Regions from separate parts of the Homo sapiens genome. Here region 2 is linked to region 1. A link is a contact called in ENCODE Hi-C or POLR2A ChIA-PET data. All regions are on one chromosome and are shown on one strand. The core of a region is the stretch at or near the end of the contact, and the rest is flanking DNA. Distances in the headings are between cores, read along the strand shown.

Region 1 (3,942 bases), core at 254-2,753:
TCATTTGAAGAAATCTTGTCCAAATGACTTTGTAATAACTTGTATGTTTGTATTATAAATGCAATTCAAATATCTTTTCTTGTTAAAAATAAGGACTTGCTTTTTCGGGGTATGGAATTTCTTGCAATAGACTGGAAGTAACAATGCCTGCACTTTTACCAACTCAATGTCATCCTGGATAAGTTACATCTCTGGCCTTTGGGGTCCTACTCTATAAAATGAGAAAACTGAAATCGTTGATCCCTATGATTTCTAATTTTCTTTCATTCTAATTATCGGCAGAATTGGAAGCAACTTACATTCTGGTTTCAGGAATACATGAGTTCAAATATTGCTCTACCTAAAGTTCAGAGCATTGTTTAACCTCTTTAAATTTGGAAAACAGGGATATTAAAACATGCCTAACAGTGCTATTGTGTGGATTAAATGATGGCTTCATTTTTTTTCTTGCCTTAGGAGTAGGCTTAAGGTAAGATTTGTTTAGTGATTTGTCTCATGGACATCTCCGTTAAGTAAGTAGAAGTATTTCGTATATGTGGTATCCACAATACTGGCTTGATTTTTTCTTTTAAGTTAAACCTAAGAAGGCCGAAGAAATTTTGGGGGAATCACTATAAAATGAAAATCATTATAAAATGAAAATGGACGCAACTTCTTCCCCACTTCCCAACGTTACTGTTTGCGGAACATACTCAAGAACCATTCCATGCAAAGTTTTACATGATCGGAAGGAAGCAGGTCGTGCTCTTCACTTGCCAATTCCATGGTGCGGAATAAAAACAAAACAAAACAAAATATTTAGTGTCCAGCACTCCACGTGGGCAAGTATTTACAACTAACATTTCAAGTTTTAACATTTCATCACTTTAAATTTAAAAACAAAATCACTGAAGCAAATATCCCCAGATAAAAACCTACCCAATTTGCATTCTTTTATTTTTAATTTGCCTGAGGCCAATAATTACCTTCGTCTAGGAGAAGAATGGGTCAAATATTCACTCTGCCAGGTCCTGGCGTCCCGGAGTACCTTTGCAACAAACGCGTCCTAAACGCTCCAGACCCTCCACATCTCCCTTCCCGCTAGGGGGGCCTGTGGGGCCCGACCATCTGCCAACCCTTTTGTGTCTTCCGGCTCTTATTTCCTCCCCCGCGGAGATCTCACCTGCACGCCCTGCTGCTGGAGGCTCTGCGTGATGTAATCTAGACGGCGACAAACGCTCTTTTTGGCCTCGGCTGCCGCCTCCTTGGTGCTGCTCACTCGCACCACCACCTGCGCCCGGTCAGGGCCCGCAGACACTTCTGAGGTGCCGCTTACTTGCACCTCGCGGGTAGCAGTTTGGGCTTGTGTTGAGGAGAGGGGGTGGCGTAAGCCCGGTAGCGTCTCTCTCCCTGAGGCCAGGTTGTTCTCCCGGCTCCGGTCAGCCCAGGGAACCAGTTCCACGAACACTCGGGTCGGAGGGGTCTTTTGCAGAGACATAGCGATGGCAGCTGGGTTTCCATAGTAACTACCGGCCGACGGCGGCCGAAGGGGCCAATGCGCACCAGGGCTTGCCTGTGCACGGCGCAAAGTATGCCGGGATGGGTGTGGAGGCCGCGGAACTTCTGGCGGGCGCAAGCTATATGCCTTGTTGATCTTGCCGCATCTTTTTTACTAGATGTCGGCTGAGTGAGTAGCTACAGTTTTTAACATGTTTAACTTACGGCCTTCAAAAATTGTTAGCGGACTTTCTCTGTTGCCTCCTCAGTGAGCTCTGCCCTTTCTCGCAACTCCTTGTCGTCCCACCGCGCCTCTGCACCTCAGAGGAAGGAGAAGAGTAGCGAGGCCGAGCGGGTTTTTAGATTTCTCTGTGATTACCCCCAGCCTTGTCTTTTCTGACTTTACCGTCCCCGCTTGGGGTACTGCTTTTTGAGGCTCCCTCGGCCACATTTTTGTGGTTCGTGAGAGGTTTCAGTTGAGGTGAACTTTTTGCCCCTGTGATCTTGGACAGTTTATGATTCTTCATATCTCAGTATCATCTTCTCTAAAGCAGGGTTGATAATATTTTTTATATTAGTAATATATAATATATTCTAATATATATAATATATTCTAATATATAATATATTCTAATATATATAATATATTAATATTATCAAAGCAATGTTGATAATATTTTTCACATTTGCTATGTGCTTATAAGGCGCCCATTGTATGTAGAGTGCGTTGCATATGGAAAGCAGAGTGAACATAATGGATGTTTGTAATGATAGCTATGGCTTTGGCATCATTTTTGTGTCTCCCCATTTTTTTCTAAAATCCCTGGAATGGTTCGGGCCTTGAATTCCGACAGAAGAGATTTAGGTGGTAGCAAAGCACGTCCAACATGGAGTTTGCTGGGCCTGCACAACTTGGAGCTTCTCTGTACCCTTTTCTTCAGAGAACTTTTAGAACACAACCCTCAACTTCCCGTCTTCTGGATTCTCTTCCTAGCACTAAGCAATGATCTTTGTAAAAATAGCCCCACTGACTTATACGTCTTTACTATCTGAATTTTATCAAGAGAATCGAGGGGGGAAAAAAGAATTTTGAATAACTAGTTCTAGAAGGACAAGAACTGTTCTTTTAAAAGGACCCTGAAAAGCTGACAGTCCTCTTGTAGTTTCTTCACCATCGTTTTTTCTGTTCTTTTCGATTAGTATAATTCAACTAAATCAATGGTACCCCCCTCCTTTAATTAGGCTCATCACTAGATTAACATAATTTTGTGTATATCCATCTTGTTTATTGTTAGCTGAAAACAATTTTAATTTAAAAACTAACGTTAAGAACTTTCCGTCATAGTCTTTTATTATTTAAGACACCCAAAATAATGTTTCTTAAACTTGGTGAAAAATTCTTTTTCCCTTACGATAAATGCGGAAGAATATAGCCTCCAAAATAAATTATTGAATGAGTGAATGTCATAAACAAAAAGCAACAGGAGTTAAAGTGTAAGTATTTAGTATACGATAAAAGATTTCATATCAGTGGAAAATGATTACATGGTACAGGGATAATTGTAAGCTATATATATAATATACTATAGCTATATAGCTATAGTATATTTTATATATATATATATTTTTTTTTTTTTGAGGCGGAGTCTCGCTCTGTCATTCTGGCTGGAGTGCAGTGGTGCGATCTGGGCTCACTGCAAGCTCCGCCTCCCGGGTTCACGCCATTCTCCTGCCTCAGCTCCCGAGTAGCTGGGACTACATGTGCCCGCCACCACGCCCGGCTAATTTTTTTGTATTTTTAGTAGAGATGGGGTTTCACCGTGTTAGCCAGGATGGTCTCGATCTCCTGACCTCGTGATCCGTCCACCTCGGCCTCCCGAAGTGCTGGGATTACAGGCATGAGCCACGGTGCCTGGCCCATTGTAAGCTATATTTTTAAAGAATTTGTATCTTATATCATACATTGAAAATAATTCAGATGAGACCAAAAAGAAAAATAATTGGAAGAACCTATATGTAAATATAAATATTCTGGGGGATGGGAAGGCTGGCCTTAATCATAATTTCATGTGCAGCAACCATGAAGGAAAAGTTTGAAAAATTGGACTATACTAAAAAAAATCAGTTATATAAAGCAAAATAAAAACAAAGGTGGGGGGGCAAATAAATGGGGAAAAATGTTTGTTAATGTTTATTATGTATAAAGGGCTAAGAGTCTTAATGCTTAGAGAACTGTTGCTAGAAGAAACAAACGTGTCAAAAGAAAAATAATGAACACTGAGGCAAACTGTATTAGATTGCTATTGCCATAACAAAAGTCTTTCGGCTTCAAAGACTTTGGAGCTTAAACAGCACAAATTTATTTTCTCACAGTTCTGGGGCCTAGAAGTCCAAGATTAAGGTGTCAGCAGTTTTGGTTTCCCCCAAGGCCTTTCTGGTTGGCTTGCAGACGGCTACTTTCTTGCA
Region 2 (4,021 bases), core at 504-3,003, 590 kb before region 1:
CACAGTTCAATCCTACTCTTTCTCCAGGGGCTCTTTCTATCATATAGCTTTCCCCCACCAGCATCAACTGCCCTCTTCCTTCTCCTGCACCTGACCAGCCTCTTCCACACCTTTGACATCATGTTTTTCCCACCCAAAATGATGCCTTTTACTCAACCCTTCTAAAAAACCTAGCAGCCCTTCAAAGCAAGCCCTAATGACCTCCTCCATTAGGAAGACCCCTCTGCTAAAACTCCTTCTAATTTTAGTTTCTTGCCTCCCTGACCTCCTGGTGAACTTACATTCATATGCTCATAAAGTGTTTAGTTGGAAGGACTTTGAAGGACTTTCAATTCAACATCCCTCTGAATGCAGTGCTTCATCCCAGGTCACGTTGAATTGGAAAAGGAAACACATTGCCCTCCTAGACTACCAGTCTGACTTTGGGCAGCTCTCTTATTAGGAGTTCTCCTTTACATTGAGCAACAGTCTGCTACTCTGCAACCCTTGGTTTTTTTTCTCTACAGCAAAATCAAATACAATAAAGTCACATTTTTTTGGCAAGGGTTTGTTTTTAAAGTAAACAGATAAGACAGATTCAAAATTACTATTGAAAATACCAGTCATGGGCCGGGCGTGGTGGCTCACACCTGTAATCCCAGCACTTTGGGAGGCCAAGGCTGGCAGAACACGAGGTCAGGAGATCAAGACCATCCTGGCTAACATGGTGAAACGCTGTCTCTACTAAAAATCCAAAAAATTAGCAGGGCGTAGTGGCGGGCACCTGTAATCCCAGTTACAGGGAGGCTGAGGCAGGAGAATCACTTGAACCCGAGAGGTGGAGGTTGCAGTGAGCTGAGATCTCGCCACTGCACTCCAGTCTGGGTGACAGAGTGAGACTCCATCTCAAAAAAATAAATAAATAAAAATAAAAAAAGAAAATACCAGTCATGTCTATGGCCATACCATGCTGAACATGCCTGATCTATGGGATCCACAAAATACCAGTCACTACCCAGAAATTGTAATAAACGCTGTTTTTTATATATAGTGCCTTCTTTTAGAGTGTCCATCATGGTTAGTTTTTTCTCCATTTTTAGAACAGATTTCTATTTATTTGGCTGCATTATAGATATAGTTATTGACTTGTAATTTAAAGGCTATTTATATATAAAAAATTGTTTTTAAATACTATAATCATATTAACATAGACATGCTGACAAGATGAAAGGCAGGGAACTAAGGTCGTTGAGGTAATAGCAGGTATATGTTCACTCCAGGAGACATCTACTCCCTCTCATACATTACAGGCTTCAAATAATTAACAGTAGCTCTTAGCAATCCCCAATTATTTTTGTTACTTTTGTCAATTTGATGATCTCCACTGTTTATTACTGCTCCTCCATGTTTTTACTCCTTTACCAGACAACTCTGATGTGGATATTACAAACGTCTTGGTTTCCTGACAAAGGACATAGTTTCAGGTTTAGAGATGTCGAATTGAGGCGAAGAGTAGGATAATCAAGCAGAGATTGTCCAGGAGGCCAACAGGCAGTTAAAGTTCAAGCAAAAGATCAAAACTGAAAATCTAGAATGTTGGAGTCACTCTCAGGAAGATGACAGTCTTGGCCTCGCGATTAAATTATGCAATTTCTTGGGCAGGGACTACTTCATATATTTCTCAATCCTCACAGTATGAAAGCAGCTCAGCAAGCCCTAAACAAATAGTTGTTGGATGACATTTCAATCTAAGTTCTAGGGAACCCAGAATATCAAAGCAAGTAATTTAGAAAGAAAGGGGGCGTATACTTGAGCAAGTTACATTTTTATGAACAATACAATCACCTTTTTCTCCATACCATCTGCAAACAGGCATGCATGCCTGAACATGCACACTCTGCCCACACAGCCCTTGGAAACTGGTCTCTGCAGAATTCTTCAGGTGCCAGGAGGGGGGATGTGGTGAGAGGCAGATGAAGAAGTCTTCAGGCTCCCCACCCCACCTCCAGCAGAGCAGCTCTGTTTTTAATCTCTTGTTCACATTGAGCCTCCTGGTAAGACTTTCTTGGACGAAAAGGTCTGAGAAGAAGGAGAGGAAGGGTAAGAGGGAGGAGGAAGAAGTGGAGGAGCTAGAGGAGAAGCAGGAAAAGATTAAAACCAGAGCTCTAGCCTACAGCAGAAGACCAATACAAAAGAGCCATCTGGGCATAAGAGGTCTCTAGGCTGGGACTATCCAAGCCATCATTTTTAGGGTTAACAGCTAAAGGACTCAACCTGCTTCTTGCTTCCACTCTACTCATCACAATCCTCATTTTTTTTACATTTTATTATTTATATATACATTGTTGAACTGACAGCATTACCATAGGGCACCACTGCATGAGAGAGAGCAAGAAGATAGCTCTGTCAAGCCTATTTTCCCATTTTGGAAAAACTAAATGATTTTTCTCTTTCCAGGGTCTCTGTAATGGCAGAGAAGTCTTCAGAATATACCTAAACTATGGTTGCTGTTTAGTGAAAATTCCAAATGTACCTTTTCAATATATACACAGAATACATACACAACAACTGGGATGCGTGGTGAGAAATGAAAATAGAAGATTAAGCATGCATGAGTAGAGGCAGGACCTGAGGGCATGGCTGAGTGCAGGCCAGGTGACCTACCCAGCTGGAGTGACAAGTGGCAGATAAAGCTGGAAAGTGAGCAGACATGGGAAGCCCCTGAATGCCCAAACGAACAATTGGGACTTTATTCCTTAGGCAATGAAGGACATCATTTTTTCTCTTTTTCTTTTTTCTTATTTAAGGAATAATCAGATGGGTGCACTTAGAGGATTAATCTGATGGAGGCAGGTGGGTAAGTAGGCCGACTAAACTCATGAGGTGTTTCTGTTCTTCACCTGCTTGAGCCTTGGTTTCCAAATCTCTAAAATACGGATAATGCTACTTTCATGGGATTGTAGTGAAAATTAAAGAGTAGCTGTTGTTGCCATTACTGATCTAGAGACTGTGTGGCAGGAAATTATGCATACAATCTCTGACATTAGACTGCCTGGGTTCAAATCCTAGCTCTGCTTGTAAACTCTATGACTTTGGGCAAGTTACATAAAATAGAGATGATAAGAAGAGTACCTACATCTTAGGACTACTGTGAAGGTTAAGGTTAATAAACGTGAGGTGTTTGGTAAGTACAATGCCATTGTCCAAGTCAGAGGTATAATTAGGATATTGCCGGTGGGAATGGAAAGGAGCAATTAAATTCAAGCAACATTGTTGAGATAAAATATGATGACCATTGTTCATGTGTGAAAGATAAAGGAGGGTTAAAATAACAGTGTGATTATCTTCGTAATGACCGAAAGAGTGGTGTCGTTAACAAGAACAGAGTCAGCAGGAGCACAGGCAGGCCTCGGAGGACAATTCATGAGTTTGTTTGGGGGTTAATATTGAGTATACTTACAAGATATCCATGTAGAGCTACTTGGCAAGTGGTCAGTATTGCAGGACTAGAACTGAAGGACAAGGCAAAGGCTGGATACCTAGGACCAAGGTGTTTATGTAGTAACATCAGTGGTTGAAATTATGACCTTAACTAAGACCATCAAGAAGAGAATAAAGAAAAAAAAGTTATGGCAGAAGATAGAAATTTTGGGAAGTTTAGAAAAGTCTCCTTTATATCTTGTTTTTAATGTATACAGTGTTATTTTTCCAGCTTATTTCAACAACGCCTGGGTGGCTGGGAACAATGGCTCATGCCTATAATCCCTGCCATTTGGGAGGCTGAGGCCAGAGGATTGCTTGAGGCCAGGAGTTCAAGACCAGCCTGGACAACACAGTGAGATCCCATCTCTACAAAAATGTTTTAAAAAATTAGCCAGGTTTTGTAGTGCACACCTATAGTCCCAGCTATCTGGGAGACTGAGGAGAGATGATTGCTTGAGCCCAGGAAGTTAGGACTAGAGTAAGCTGTGATATTGCCGCTGCACTCCAACGTGGGTGACAGAACAAGAATGGGGAGCTAATTTTTAGGAACTTTTCAAGT

Evidence for each region. A loop is a pair of places that touch in the nucleus more often than their neighbours do. ChIA-PET counts read pairs that join two places held with the same protein, here RNA polymerase II (POLR2A). Pooled maps may share reads with other maps.
Region 2: a pooled map shows a loop between it and region 1 (2.1-fold over the local background). The contact joins the enhancer-like site here to the promoter of IRAK1BP1 in region 1. A Hi-C loop is called at or near these places in 3 of 168 maps with a recorded cell type or tissue (Calu3, GM12878 and MCF 10A), 2 of 37 single-sample maps with no recorded cell type and 6 of 50 pooled maps. POLR2A ChIA-PET finds 5 or more read pairs at or near these places in 1 of 52 experiments (WTC11).

The regions. Positions count from the first base shown.
Region 1 is chr6:78,865,112-78,869,053 of GRCh38, reverse strand. It overlaps IRAK1BP1 (interleukin 1 receptor associated kinase 1 binding protein 1), which reads right to left and starts at 1,503. Exons shown (of 4, transcript NM_001010844.4): 1 at 1,163-1,503. The coding sequence starts at 1,477. It overlaps LOC107986613 (a long non-coding RNA gene), which reads left to right and starts at 1,564. Exons shown (of 2, transcript XR_001744210.2): 1 at 1,564-1,666. RefSeq lists enhancers at 716-1,316, 1,149-1,468, 1,499-1,608.
Region 2 is chr6:79,451,548-79,455,568 of GRCh38, reverse strand. The region is part of intron 5 of LOC100506851 (a long non-coding RNA gene); the gene reads right to left. Among named protein-coding and RNA genes, the nearest start is that of LCA5, 84 kb to the left of the region's middle. RefSeq lists an enhancer at 1,104-2,303. Within about 2 kb of position 1,753, at least 2 of the 41 ENCODE cell types and tissues checked have a DNase peak (open chromatin) inside an H3K27ac peak, as active enhancers do.